Regions from separate parts of the Homo sapiens genome. Here region 2 is linked to region 1. A link is a loop called in an ENCODE intact Hi-C map of the cell type or tissue named here. Cell type or tissue: heart right ventricle. All regions are shown on one strand. Links, peaks and the distances in the headings refer to the core of each region. The heading gives the core; the rest is flanking DNA.

Region 1 (9,111 bases), core at 4,064-9,063:
AAAGCTTTTGTTACTATCTGAGAAGGGGAAGAGATTGATAACCAGCACCCTGGCACTGAGCGATAGGAGGGAAAGCCACATTTCAGTTGTGACAGGGTTTCATGCTTGCCTCTCAGCTCCATGGCTTTGAAAACTACATCCCTCTGCTTCTCCACCTTTGGCCCTCCTGTCCCATCCATGCAGCCTCCACACCTCTCCCCACTGGGTGTGGGGCTTCTGCCTTCTCGGACTCTGATGTTCTCCCTGTGACTCAATGTTTTCATAAGCCTAAGTGATTTACAGCCCATGTTTACTTATATATTTCACTGAATTCTTGCAGTAACACAGGAAGTGGGCATTGCCTTAGTAATTCTGATTTCAGAGATGAGAAGGCAAGGTCCTAAGCCAAGGAGAGCCTGCCATAAAGGGGCAGAGTTGGAGCTTGAACCCTTGTTGCTGACCCTGGAGCCTGTGCCACTCTGTGACTCCACACTGTCTCTGTTGGCCAGCATCCTACACCAAACACAGTTTCCTCACCTACCTGCTGGGGGGCTCGTGTCAGCTCAACATACATTAACTGAGCCTTTTCCTGTTGCCGGGGACCGTGCTACATTTTGGAGGTGTAGAGATGAAAAATACGTTTTTTACCTAGGCAATGTACATAGGGAATGTAATGTACCCATGCCTGGGACCTTGCTTGGCACATAGGAGACACTTAAATGTTAGTCAGATGAATGAATGAATGAATGAACCCATGCTTTCTGCCCTTGATGAACTTAGGATCTGGTTAGGAGAAGAGAGTTGCAGGTACCTAGCTATGCCAGGTGCTGACATAGAGAAGTGTGCCTGGAAGCCATAGGAGCACAGAGGGCATTTCCTGAACTTGGGTGTTCAGGTGAGGCTTTTGGAGAAGTCGTCCTGAAGTGCAGCTTGAGGATGAGCAGGACTCACTCAGATCAAGGACATTCTGGGCAGAGGAAATGAAATAAAGGAGGCCCAAAGCCATGGAACCCTGTGATATGTGCTCATGATTATGGAAAGTGTAGAGTTATTGGGGCCTGAAGGACAAGCCAGGGAAGTGGTAGGTGACTCTCAAGGTAGCCAGACCTTGGGGTGTTTGTGTATCAGGATCCTTCTTAAGCTGGAACTTTATCCCTAGAGTAGGAGGGCTTAAAGGTTTTGAGGAGAAGGAAATGCAGTCATGTTTGTGACTAACCAGGTGATTATGGCTGCAGATTGGAGCTGAATTTAAGAAAATAGGCTGTCTCATGGGGACCAGAGACTGTGAGGACGTGAACCAGGACCGTAAGGACATGAGCCAGAGCAGTGGTAGCGAGGATGGAGGGGAGGAGACAGATTTGAAAACTATGAAAGATTTAATCAGTATGATTTGGTAATTGGTTGTCGACAGGAGATGAGAGAAAGGGAGTTGCCTGTAATTACTTTCCTATTTCTGGCTTGAGTTACTCAGTAGATGGTGGTGCCAGAAACTGAGATCAGCAATTCCAGAGGAAGCCAAGGTTTATATGTGTGTGTAGGGGGTGCGGGTGGAGTGGGAGGTGGGCGTGGTGAGGGCGGCGGATAAAATGGGCCAAGAAAAGATGGGAATATGATGTGTCCATTATTTAGATATATTTGCAGTTGTTAGGCCTGTAGGATATCTGAGGGGTATGTTCAGCAACCCAAGGACTATCGGAGTCTACATGATTGGGAGCTATTGGTGTCTACATGATGGGAGAGGGGCTAGAGTTGGACAAAAATATTTAGAAATGGTCAATATACCCAATGTAGTTAGGACTATGGGCAAGGATGAGATTGCCCAAGTAGCATGCAAGGTGAGAGAGGCAGGAAGCTAAGATTAGAGAGGAAGGAAAATACCAGTGTTTATGGGGTGGACAGAGGAGGAGGAGCCAGCAAAGGAGACCAAGGGGAAGGGCAGCCAGGGGAGTGTAATGTTGGGAAGTCAAAAGAGAGAGATCCAAGAAATGAATGGTCACCATGGCAAAGGCAGCAAAGAGGTTCATAAAGACAAGTACTGGAACATTTCCACTTGAACCTCACAGTATGGAGGCTGTGTTTCGGGGGAATGGTGGGAATGGAAGCCAAATGGCAAAGGGGTTAGGAGGGGATAGGAAGTGAGGAAGCAGAGGAGACTCTTTCAAGCAGTTTTGCTGATAAAAGGAGAAACACCCAAGGGTGTTTCCCAAGGGGAATTTTTTTAAATAAAAGAGATGAACATTGTTTTTGTTAAGTGCAGAATAACATGTGAGAAAGAGAAAATAAAGATAGAGTTCATAAAGGAGGGTCCATGGGAAAGAATAGGTGGAAGGCCACAGGAGGAAGAATTCACCTTAAATAGACACATCTGAGGGCAGCTGGAAGGAGGTCAGGGTGTGTGTAATATGGATAGATTAGTAGGAGTTGTTAGTAAGTGAAAAGAGGTCCAGGTATTTCATACCTGAGGCCTTGATGATCTTGATGGGACAGGAGATCAGGTTGTGAGGGTGTGAAGAGTTGTGTATGTTGCATAAGCTCTCTCTCTCCACTCTACCTTCCTGCCCTTCAGCTGCCCTCACAGAAACTAGTTGGCCACTGGAAAGGTCATTTGTAAAACCTGAGTTCAGTGTTTAAGGCTGTGATCATAGTAGGAACAGAGAAGGGCTGTGGAGGTGAGCAAACAGGCCATCATTTCTCTCCTTGTCCAGTGTTAACATATGGCCCTGAATTCTGCCTGTATAGATGGGCAGCTCAGCAGTGGGAACAAAGGATGTGGCTGGATTCCATCCAGGAACTCTGAGTTGGAGTCCTGGCTATGCCTCTAAGAAATGTGACATTGGACAAAGTCTTCAAAGTTTAGTTTCTGTAGGTGATGTCTAGGAGTTATACCCACTCTAAACCTCTGTGAATTTTAGCACCTGCTCCCTAGGCATAAAATAATAGACTTTTCTTAAAATGGATTTATTCAAGGGGAGAAAAACTTACAATGGAAAATGTACAGAAAATCAAGTTCCATTCAAATAGTCTCCTCCTTCTGTATTTCAGTTTTCTTGTACTTTGTTGGCTTATTTTACTGAAGCCACACATTGTAGGCACAATTTCAAATATACACAAGTCAAGAGAACAGAACAATGAGTCCCTACGTACCTACCACCCAGCTTCCCACCCAAGATGATGTTGAAGCTGTTCATGATAGCATATCATTTCAACTATAAATATTTCAGAGTATACCTCTAAAAGATAAGGTCTCTTAAAAAAGCCTCAATATCAAAATTGCACTAAAAAATAACGATAATGTCTTAATACTATTAAATATCTAATCAGTGTTTAGATTTTCTCAATTGCACTGTATTATTTTTAAAATTTTACATTTGAATCAGGATTCAACACAAAGTCCATGTATTACATTTGGCTGAGGTGTTTCTTCAGCTTTATTTTTAACCCTGATGGCCATTGTCTGCGAGGCAGCACTGTGTAATCCTCTAACATCTCCTGATTTTGTTTCATTTCCTTTGCTGTTGCTATACCATTTCATTTGAGGAGACCTAAGGAAGAATCGCAGGCTTAGACACCAAAGCCTCCAAAATTTAACTTTGAAATTTCTTTCTAGACACACTTAGAAGGGGGAGTATAAAGTAGTGAATAAAGAAAAGAGGCTGGCAAGAGGAAAACCCTGCAGTGAGCAGTGAGGAGACAAATGAATGCTCAAGAGGAACAAAAGGAAATGAGAAAGGTAACAGAGACTTACGTAACCCCCAGCCACTGAGCAGCTGGAGAATCATTACAGATGTGCTATCTTATACATTTTTGTCTCACCTCGCTGAGCAGGTGGTAAAAAAGTGAAACTTTAAATAATGGCATTCTATTTATATAGCACCTTTCCCCAAACAGCTTATTAAATAGCTGAACAGACATCTAAGTAATCCTCTATGTAAAATGAGGAAGTAGTAGGAAATTTAATTACCATTTTACAGATGATAAAATATAGTTGAAAAGACTACGAATAATGATAAAAGTGGCTCACACAGAACAGCTATTTGCCGTTTGTCAAGAATTGTGATGAAGACTGCATTACATTATCTAATTCAATCCTTATAACGAGACTATGACATTGCTATTGTTATTATCTTCATTTTATCCATGATGAAAATGATACTCAGACAGGGCGAGTAGCTTGCCCACAGTTCTGGATCTGCCCTTAATCTGGAAAATTACGGAGTTGGGGTTGAAGCTCAGGGCTGTCAAATCCACCACACTTTCTTTTCCAGTCAGTCTAATCTCCACTAAATTAGGAAACTTTTTTTTTGTTTTTTTCATCTCCTTGCTCACTGGCAAAATTCCATTTAAAGGGAAGCCAAGATCATCTTCAAATATAATAATAGGGTGTGATGTACTGGAATTTACAGGGCATTTCCCCCATAGACTTTCTCATTTCTTTGCATATAATCGCCCTGAGAAATAGACCGGGCAGGTGTGTTAATTTGTGTTTTACAGATGAGGAAATTGAAGTTGAAATGTCTTGGTGATGTTCGTTGGTGGTCACAGAGCTAGTAGAAGTAGTTAGTGTCATGGAGCTAGTTAATTGCAGAGTTAGTACCAAAGGCCCTTTCTTCTGATTCCAAATCCTGTGCTTCTTGGTTTTCTTTGAAAACCTCATGGGCACACAGCTTCAGCTGCTGACTTTTCTCCATGTCCCCTCTGATGTTCCTTATGAGGAGTTGAGCAGCGTTATTACAAATTAAATATGTGGATGCTTGAACTGATGAACAGGAAATGAGGCTGCTAATGCTCAGAGGAATGAGATAGAGGTGCATTTTTTAAAGTAGAATTTTGGGCCAAGTGACCTCCTTCTGTCCTGCCCTTCCATGTGTCCTTCCGGTTTCCATGGAAACCCTAAATCAATGCAGCATATGTTGATTCATGTTTCTACTGTTACTAGGAAGCTACGAAGTGGAAATTGCTTTTAAAAGATTTACGGAAGAGCTTTAGCATGCTGACCAGAATTCAAATCTAATATCCAAATGACTGTTTTATTAAAAGCTTTAAATGTGGTATTATCCTAGGTGGTATGTTGATTACATAAACACACAGGGGCATTTGGCAATAAACCTCCTCCACTCTCGTGGCTTTTTAAAATATTATATTGCAAATTTAAACTCCCTTTATCTTCAATTTAATTACATTCTCATGGCCTGTGTGACAATGCCAGGTGCTCCTTTTGCTCTTGATGAATTCCACACTGCCCTGACCAGGCTATTGGGTTAGTTTGCAAATGCCTTATGTACCTGTGCAGCTGACCCTGAGTGTCATTAGCATTCTGTTGACTTCAGTCTTGACCAGAAGGCTGCAGAAGTCTAACATGTTTCTACCATAAAGAATCCTCGGCGATTTTTCAGATTTTTTTTTCACGAACTCAAAATCAAATTTAGCCGACATTTACTCAACACCTGCTCTCTGTGAGTTAATGAGAATTAATAGTAAGGAGAGTAAGTAAAAGAGTCTGTCTTTTTGGAGCACACAGTCAGTTGAGAGGCTCAGAAAATATAAATCTTAAGAATAAACTATGCCTGTGATGTGGGCTGTCAGAGGGCCTTACAGCAAGGTGGTGCTATTGGGATGGAGGGGGTTCCTTCTGATTGGGAGAATTCTGAAAAAGGTTTGGAAAGGAGAATTTTTAGCTTGAGGTAATGGGTTTAGGGAAGAAGCTGAGAGTTAATAGGCAGATCAAGGGTGGGGACATTCCGGGCAGAAGGGACAGCAGAGGAATCATGCATGTGTGTGGGATAGAAAACCTGGATAGGCAAACGGGACAAACTCATTGTCAGGCAGGACAAGGAGGTGCAATGGAGCCCATCAAAGATGATTGCACAGATGATCCACTTTATGGTATCTGTTCAGTGGTACTCTGGTGGTAGTGTAGTGTGCAAGAAGGTTTGTGGGTGGGCAGAGAAAGAAATGAGGGCAGGGAGATCAGTTATTTAAGAGAGGGCAGGAGGTTGTGCAGGTGCTGGGGGTTGAATAACCTCTCATATGGCAGCATCAATGGATGGGAGGAAATGAAGTTGAGAAATACTTCAAAAATATGACAAGATTTAAAAACCAATTTAGGAAGGGAATGGAGAAAAAGAAGCCAGAAATGTCTGTACTTGTTGGGGTTAGGGTTAGGCTTAGGGTCCCTTGTGGGACTTGGGCAGAGTAATGTCACAAGTAAGCACAGGGAGCCCAGCAGGAATGGAGGATGGGGGAGAGTGATTGTTTAGAGACAGTATAGCATGCAGGGTCTGTTTAGAGAAGAGTATAGTGTGCAGGGTCTGAGATGTGAGGAACTGTCCAGCAAACCTCTGGAAAAGCGGCCTAGAGCTGAAGAGGCAAGATTGAAGCACTGATTCTGGAGAGGAGTGGTGGGTGCCTGGAGAGGGCAGGGCTTCCCAAGAGGAGTGAGTATAGACTGGGAAGTTCAGAGGCGGGCAGGACAGCCCAGAGGCAGGAGCAGGGCTTGCAATCACTGTGTTCCTGTAAGAAACGTGAGTTGTGGCCAGTTGAGATGTCCTGTGCCAACTGCAGCTAGCAAGTCAGGAGCAGTAGCTGGAAAAGAACCCAGAGCTCTACATTCCTGGGCCAGAGCTCTAAGCCTGGGGAATGTAGAGTCCAAGGTGATGAATTCCTTTCTCACGAGCACTTAACTCTGCTTGCCTTTTCTGTTTATTTGTTTCAGGAAAGAAGACGATGCTAGAATGCTTTACTTTAGGTTCAGCTTAATTCTCCTCCCTGAAATTATGCCCTGGCCTCTTTGGAAGATTATGCTGGTGTCCTCTTGTAAGCGGGGCCTGCACTACGTCTGTACTTCTCAAACTATGGTCCTCTGTGATTACTTTTTGGCATTTAGGAGTGTTTTGATTAGAAAAAAAAAGCTTGGACTAGTTTTAATGTTCCGTTTCCTTGTGTTATTCATGTCCACACACTTTTGTCCCTCTGCTCTTTATATTCCTGTTCTTTCTTTTACATTTTTCTTGTTTACTATAGCTCTTTTTAAACATTGGACTTATTGACTTCTTGTGACTATATTATTTTCCCAAAGGCTAATTGAAGATTCTGATGCCTGGTTAATATTGATTAGCTTCCACTTGCGACTCAGGCCCATTTGCAGCCCTGCTCTCTTTCCTTGGGGCCTTTACCCCGTGGACACTGGCCGGGGCAGCGTGAGATTTGGAGGAGGCCTTTGTTCCGCTGTTTTAGTGCTGGTAGAAAGTGTCCTATGATGGCACTACCTTTGTGTTAAAGCAAGGAGTAGAGCAGAGGCTGGAAGCATCAGGTTTGGTGCTAGATACCAGCTCTGCCACTTTTAAATGACGCGTCTCTGTTTCTCCATCTGTAAAAGGGAGATGATAAAGGTGTTGGCTTTGTAAATTTGTTCTGAAAATTAAATAGATAACTCAAATACGATGTTTGGCATAGTGTCTGGCACATACTAACTGCTCATTAAACATTAGCTATGTGGATTCACCTTATTCTATAAACATATCTTGAATTAGGGGAGTGCTTATCAATGGGCTTTTATTCACCAGTTTATCTGTGTACAAGTTTCTTATGGTGCCGTGTACCAAGAAAATGTCCAGAAATGAAGGGTTCTCTTTCTGCTTAAGTTCTAAACCCCAATTAGCAACAGGGTTCAAGAAAGGGGTAATAAGAAATGAGAAACTTTTCTTTTGCATCTTATTTTATAACACAAAGTTCCCTTTCTTTAATAGAGGGGCACTGTGGACGATATCAGAAAGAGACAATGAGTCACTGTGGAGGCAGCATCAGAATTTTTATTTCATCTTATCAACAGACAATGAGTAGTTGTGGCAGAATCATTTCACCGAGAGAATTCAGGTTATGCACCAATAGATCTGCCCAGAAAGACTGGGTCCTGGTATGATATAGTAGAAAGAGCTCTGCTGTTAGAGTCATAAGACTCAAATTCTGGTCCTTGTGCCTCCTCTGGCATGTTGGGTTGCTTTGATAAAGGTACATCACCTTTTCTGGCCTCAGTTTTTTCATCTGTAACATGGGAATAATAATACCCTCTCTGACTGTGGCATAGGATTGTTGAGTGACAATACATGAAAATGCTTTATACATTTAAAAAGGTTTAAAAAATCGAATTCATTTCCATTATTATAAAGCCATCACTTTCTGTCGAGATTTCTCCTGCCTTCTGGGTTTCAGAAACGGTTTGCAGCAAAGGCTATGTGTCTTTGGAGCTAGTTCCTGAGTGGGAGTGTAGACTCAACCTTAGGGACCTAGAGCATAACGAGAAGACAAGCTTTCTCCCAGGGCAGCGGTTTGCAAACTTTAGCATGCATCACAGTCACCTGGAAGGCTGATTACTGTCCCCAGAGTTTCTGATTCTGTAGGTCTAGGGGTGGGGCCTGAACATTTGCATTTCTGATACTTCTCAGGTGATGCTGACACTGCTGGTTCAGGGACCACGCTTGGAGAACCACTACACTAGGGCAAGCAGGAAGAGAGTCCTCCTTCTGGAACTGAAGCAGGCAGTGTGAAGACCCATGTGGGTAAGGAGGTTTGAAAGAAGAAAGAAATGGAAAAGACAGAAAAATAGGGATCATGTGCAGATCGGGCAGAACAAAAGGAAAAGTCTCACTCCATAACAAATGCAAGTAGGGGGAAGTTGCTAGGTGATGGATGAGGGAGAGAGGTGAGTTTCTACTGTAGGAAAAACCAGGTGAGAGGCAGGAGCACAGAGTTGGAAATATGCATGTTTGGGAAGGCAGAGGAGGTGGAAATTTCTCATTAAGAAGTGGGGAGTGGTGTGGTTGGCACTGGTTAGGGTGGGAGTGGAGATGAGCTGGGGGAGAAATGCCTCTGTAGAGTAAGGGGCACAGCTGAGATGTGGCAGAGAGGGCTAATTTCAGGGCTGTGTGGTTTGGCTTGGTAGTGCAGCACAATAGAAATTGAGAGAAAGGGGGTGGAATTTAGATGTGTGACCTGCCCTGTAGCTTTCTTGCTCTCTGCATTTATCACATCACATCACACCCAGCAAGACAGCCCCCCTCCTCCTGGCTCATTAGGAGATTTGATTTGGAGTGGCTCCTGCTGTCAGCAGCTGTCTGGGGCAAGATCTTTACGCTC
Region 2 (5,000 bases), core at 1-5,000, 110 kb before region 1:
ATTCCTTTGTTTTTCCCACAGTGCAGGACATAGTGTCTATCCAAGTGCAGGCCAAGAGGGTGAGATTTAGAAATATTACTACCATCAACTCTTCTTTGTTTAAAACAAATGTATGTCAGGGTTTTGTATCAGATTTTGTTTGCTACAATTCAAATTTGAAACCCACTGGTGCAGGGGAAAGAGCTTGGGAGATATGGTGCAATGAACTTGGTCAGAACAGTCATATGTTCTATCCTTGGAGCTGGAGGTGATGCCCCCATCACAGGCTCCTGAACTGACTGTGGGTGAGGGGTGGTCCCCCAGAAAGTTTCCCCTTATCTTCTGGTAAGGCTATACTAACCTGAAAAGAGAAAATGGGTTTTCAACAACTGAAACACTGCTAAATTGCGGAACACTTATGAAGGAAGGAGACCTAAGTTGGATCTTGAAGTGTTGTTACCCATTGTGTTCCAGTAAAAGGTCTGTCCACAGGTGGACAAGAGTCTGTTCCATTCACTGTGAAGAATGCGTAACCGGGTATGAGAGTCACTTCTGGAAATTCTGGCTTGTATGGGTGTGTCAATGGGGCTGATGGAAAAGGTAGGGTTTATTTTTTCATCAGAGTCCAGAGGTCTTCAGAGAAGGGAACAGGCCACGAATAGAAGTTGAACTGATTGCTGGCCCTGAGACAAAAACCCTTGTCCTTTAGGGTTTATCTTCTGAGCGTGAGTGCTAACTAGGAGAGGGACATCTCTTGAGAAGGGAAAAGTCCTGTGCATAAGCTTGGGTTCAGAAGATCCTTTGGGATCCCAGGAGGGGGCAGCATAGTGCGGCCATGCTCAGCTGTCTTTTGGCTTAGCCCTTTAGTGAATGCTTACTGGGTTCTTAAGGAGAAAGAGCTAGAAGGAAAAAAATGAGTTGAACACAAGAGATATACTTCCATATTTGGCATTCTTAAACCTAAGATCTGTGACTCCAGATTTTTAAGTAACGACTTTATTGACATATATTTCACTATGATACAATTCATTTAAGTGTATAATAGTTCAGTAGTTTAGTCTATTCACAGAATTGTGCAACTTGTGTCACCATTTTAGAACATTTTCATCACTCCCTCCAATAAAACCCTAGCCATTAGTAGTCACTCATTTTTCTATTTCCCCCTCCCCACCCCCAGCCATAAGCAGCCACCAATCTATTTCTTTCTTTCTTCTTACTTTTTTTTTTGGTTGCCCAGGCTGGAGTGCAATGATGCAATCTTGGCTCACCACAACCTCTGGCTCCCAGGTGATTCTCCTGCCTCAGCCTCTGGAGTAGCTGGGATTACAGGCATGCGCCACCATGCCAGGCTAATTTTGTATTTTTAGTAGAGGCGGGGTATCTCCATGTTGGTCAGGCTGGTCTCAAACTCCCAACCTCAGGTGATCCGCCCACCTCAGCCTCCCAAAGTGTTAGGATTACAGGCGTGAGCCACTGTGCCTGGCCGCCACTAATCTATTTCTATAGATTTGCCCATTCTGGACATTTCATATAAATGGAATTATATGGTGTGTGTGTGTGTGTGTGTGTGTGTTTTGAGACGGGCTCTCACTCTGTTACCTAGGCTAGAGTGCAGTGACATGACCACAGCTCACTGTACCTTTGACCTCCCAGGCTCAAGCTATCCTCCCACCTCAACCTCCTAAGTAGCTGGGACTATAATCGTGTGCTGCATCTGGCTAATTTTCTATTTATTTTTTGTAGATACAAGGTCTCACTATGTTACCCAGGCTGGTCTCAGACCCCTGAGCCCAAGAGATTGCCTGCCTTGACCTCCCAAAGTGTGGGATTACAGGCATGAGCCACTTCACCCAGCCATGCTATGTGGTCTTTTGTGTCTGGCTTCTTTCATTTAGCATACATAACATTTTCAAGATTTATTCATATTGTGGATTGAGTTAGTATTTCATTCCTTTTTATGTCCATTGTATGGCTATACCACATTTTATTTATCTTTTCCATTGTGACAAGGATGCTTTTCATCTGGCTGACTTCTACTCAGATGCAACCTTCCTAAAAGGGACCTCACTCAGATCTTCCCAATGTAGGTGACAACCTCTCCTCATAACACCCAGTGCTTTCCCTTCTGATCACAACTTCTTGGTGTGGATGTGGTCTATCTGTTCTGTTTCATGTGACACATATAGTGCCAATACTGCATAAATGGTTGAAATAGTATGGCATGCAGAATGGATGTTGATAACAGAGAGCTATGTGCTGGCTCTGTCGCCTGAACATAGACTTTATCACTGATGGGAGCAGGGTGCCTCCCTGTTGACTAGGGTTAAGGCAACAGTAGGAACCCTCCTGGCCAAGAGGGCTGGTATCACACAGAGAGTAAGGACTGGACAAAGAGGACTGTAATGCCTCTTTGTGACCAAGCAGGATGGATTCCTGGCATAGATTAAATCTAGGGAACATTGTCTTGTTGCTGAGTTTGTGACTTCCTTGTCCTGAATCGTATCTCTAGGCCAATGTGACCAGTGGGTTACATACACTCTTTTGTCACCACCTAAAAATGGAGAAAACTTTAGAAAATATGGGCCTAGTTTGACCATTAGCAAGGAGAACACTGAGGGTGCTATGAGTTGTAAACAGAAGAGAAAGTTACGAATCTTAATTTTGCCTACAGGGCTTCTTTGACAATATTCAAATAATTACAGAGGCAAAACTTCCTTTTGAAGGATGTGCAACCTGTTTTAGCTATTGCCGACAAGGACATTAGACCTTTGGGAAGCACAAAAGTGAGTTACATTCTGCTTGTGACAGTATTGTAAAAGGTTCCCCGGAGATCTTAAGGAGTAATGAGCATGTTTTCTAAAAACATTCCAAAGCTCAGCAGCCACTTATATTATGAATAAGGTAAAAACCCACCGCTAGGTGACAGTCTATCAGCAGAAATTGCTCCTTTATGACTCTTTCTAGACTGAAAATTTCTGGGGACATCAGGGAACAACAAAAGTATTAGATAATAGTTTTCTGCTCCCATTCTGTGTACTCTTCCTGTGCAGTTTACTCCCTCAGTTTTAAATGTTCTTCTTCAATCTCTGCCTCTCTCTCATTTATATTAAAATAATGAAAATATGTTGTATAGAAACAGAAATGAGACATGGAAAATTAACACTTGCCTCCTGTCCCATACTGGTTTTGTTTTTGTTTTTGTTTGTTTTGTTTTTGACATAATCTTGCTGAGTGCAGTGGCGTGATCTCCGCTCACTGCAACCTCCACCTCCCGGGTTCAAGTGATTTCCCTACCTCAGCCTCCCAAGTAGCTGGGACTACAGGAGGACACCACCACCATGCCCAGCTAATTTTTTTTGTATGTTAGTAGAGATGGGATTTTACCATGTTGGCCAAGATGGTCTCAATCTCCTGACCTCGTCGTGATCCTCCCACCTCGGCCTCCCAAGGTGCTGGGATTATAGGCGTGAGCCACCATGCCCGGTTGGTTCTTTGGGTTTTTTAAATAAACATACCTGTAAGAAGAGTACACCTAGTGCTCTTGACTTTTCAATGTGTAGAATATACTGTAAAATCCAGTTCAAGTTTAGTTTATAAGTATTTTCTCTCTCATGAATAAAACTCTATGTTTCCTTCAGCATTTGAGGTAAAAATGGGACAATTAGGAGAAATAAATTTTAGGTCTTTTACGAAGAACTTCACTTTATATCTCTTTTGAATGAAGGAAAAACTCCCTGGAAAAAGTTCAGAGTGTGAAATTTGAAATTTAACTTGGTGCCACCCGAGGCTGGTTTGATTCTCGGTAACTGCTGTATTTAGGCACTAAGAGTCAGGGCTCTAGGAAGCTTAGATCCCTCCTGGGCAAATGTGACTGATCTTGTCCCTCCTTTTCCCTTTTGCCCAAGCCTGCAGGGCGCTGTTAGCCTGGACTAGCACACTCAGATTCCATCTTTCAGAGTGGTTTCCCCAGTCGCCATTGGCCTGGTTCACTGGTGCCTAATGAAAAGCTCCAAGAGGTTATTCCAAAGTCTCTCGTGTTACTCCTGTGCTCCATATCTCAGTTTTAGGTATTCTGTTATCTCTGTAACCTAAATTCTGTTATTTCTGAAAGAAAAACATACGATGTATATTCATGCATTTAAAGATAGACCAAGTAGGCACAAAAAAAGGCAAAATGTGGAATGCTTTTTATTCAGTTCTTCCATTTGTATGAAAAGGAAAAAAGAGGTGTTGTAGGGATATACTTGTATATGTGCACATATTTCTAGAAGGATACCAGTGATGTTCAAAATATTTAACAACTGGTTCAGCACTGACACACAGGGATGGATGCTGGTTTTAGAGCTCTAGGGATCCTGGAGTTCCCCTAACATTTATGCTTTCACCCTGTAATGACGGTCAAGACTCTGGGGGGCAGCACTCCAAGACCATGCCAGGCAGCCACCAACTGCTTCCTGAGGGGGCTGAGGCAGGAGGGACTTATTTTTCAATGTGCCCTTTAGTGCTGTTTGAAAGGTTATTTTTTGTTTGAATTCTATTTATGTGCACATAGGTAGATTTTCATTTTGTTTAGCTTAGGAGATAAGTCTTATTTTTAGAATTTGTTTGCGGACATTTCTGTCTAGTTATTTGCCTCCAGCCTGTCTCCAGCCTCAGGGCCATTTCCTTTAGTTCCGTTTTGCTGACTCCTCCACTGAGAGCTCTCCTTAAGCTTCTTAAGCCCCTCTGTTTGAGGGGAAGGGAAGGCCTGGCTGAACTCCCTCTCATCATCTCTCAGTTGCCCCCAACCCCAACACTGTGTCTGAGTCTCCTTTTATTACTTATCTTGGGCCTCTTGTCTTTCCACCTACCAGACCTCAATTCCATTATTAACCAGTATAGGCATCACTCTGCTTAATCTTGTGATCAGAAAATAAGTGCTTTTTTTTTGGTGTTCCCACAACTTTTGTGCATATGGAGAATTAGGTTTCCTATACACACCAGCCCTAATGAGAATAGTTATTATATTAGTGGTAATACTC

Evidence for each region. Hi-C counts contacts between places; a loop is a spot of excess contacts. Peaks named below come from ENCODE experiments on the same cell type or tissue, not always from the same donor. Only the 100,000 strongest peaks of a DNase experiment are listed, where the experiment ranks them.
Region 2: a loop joins it to region 1, with 3 times the contacts of the local background. A loop is called at or near these places in 15 of 110 quality-filtered maps.

Annotation. Positions count from the first base shown.
Region 1 is chr1:182,672,242-182,681,352 of GRCh38, reverse strand. It overlaps RGS8 (regulator of G protein signaling 8), which reads left to right. Exons shown (of 8, transcript NM_001102450.3): 2 at 8,421-8,534. Among named protein-coding and RNA genes, the nearest start is that of RGS8, 7.8 kb to the left of the region's middle. In heart right ventricle, for the core only: no CTCF peak of the experiment used is centred there; a DNase peak (open chromatin) is centred at 6,491; H3K27ac peaks cover 2,982 bases.
Region 2 is chr1:182,782,665-182,787,664 of GRCh38, reverse strand. No RefSeq gene overlaps it. Among named protein-coding and RNA genes, the nearest start is that of NPL, 4.6 kb to the left of the region's middle. In heart right ventricle, for the core only: CTCF peaks have their summits at 797 (motif pointing right), 2,701, 2,907 (motif pointing right) and 4,954; a DNase peak (open chromatin) is centred at 792.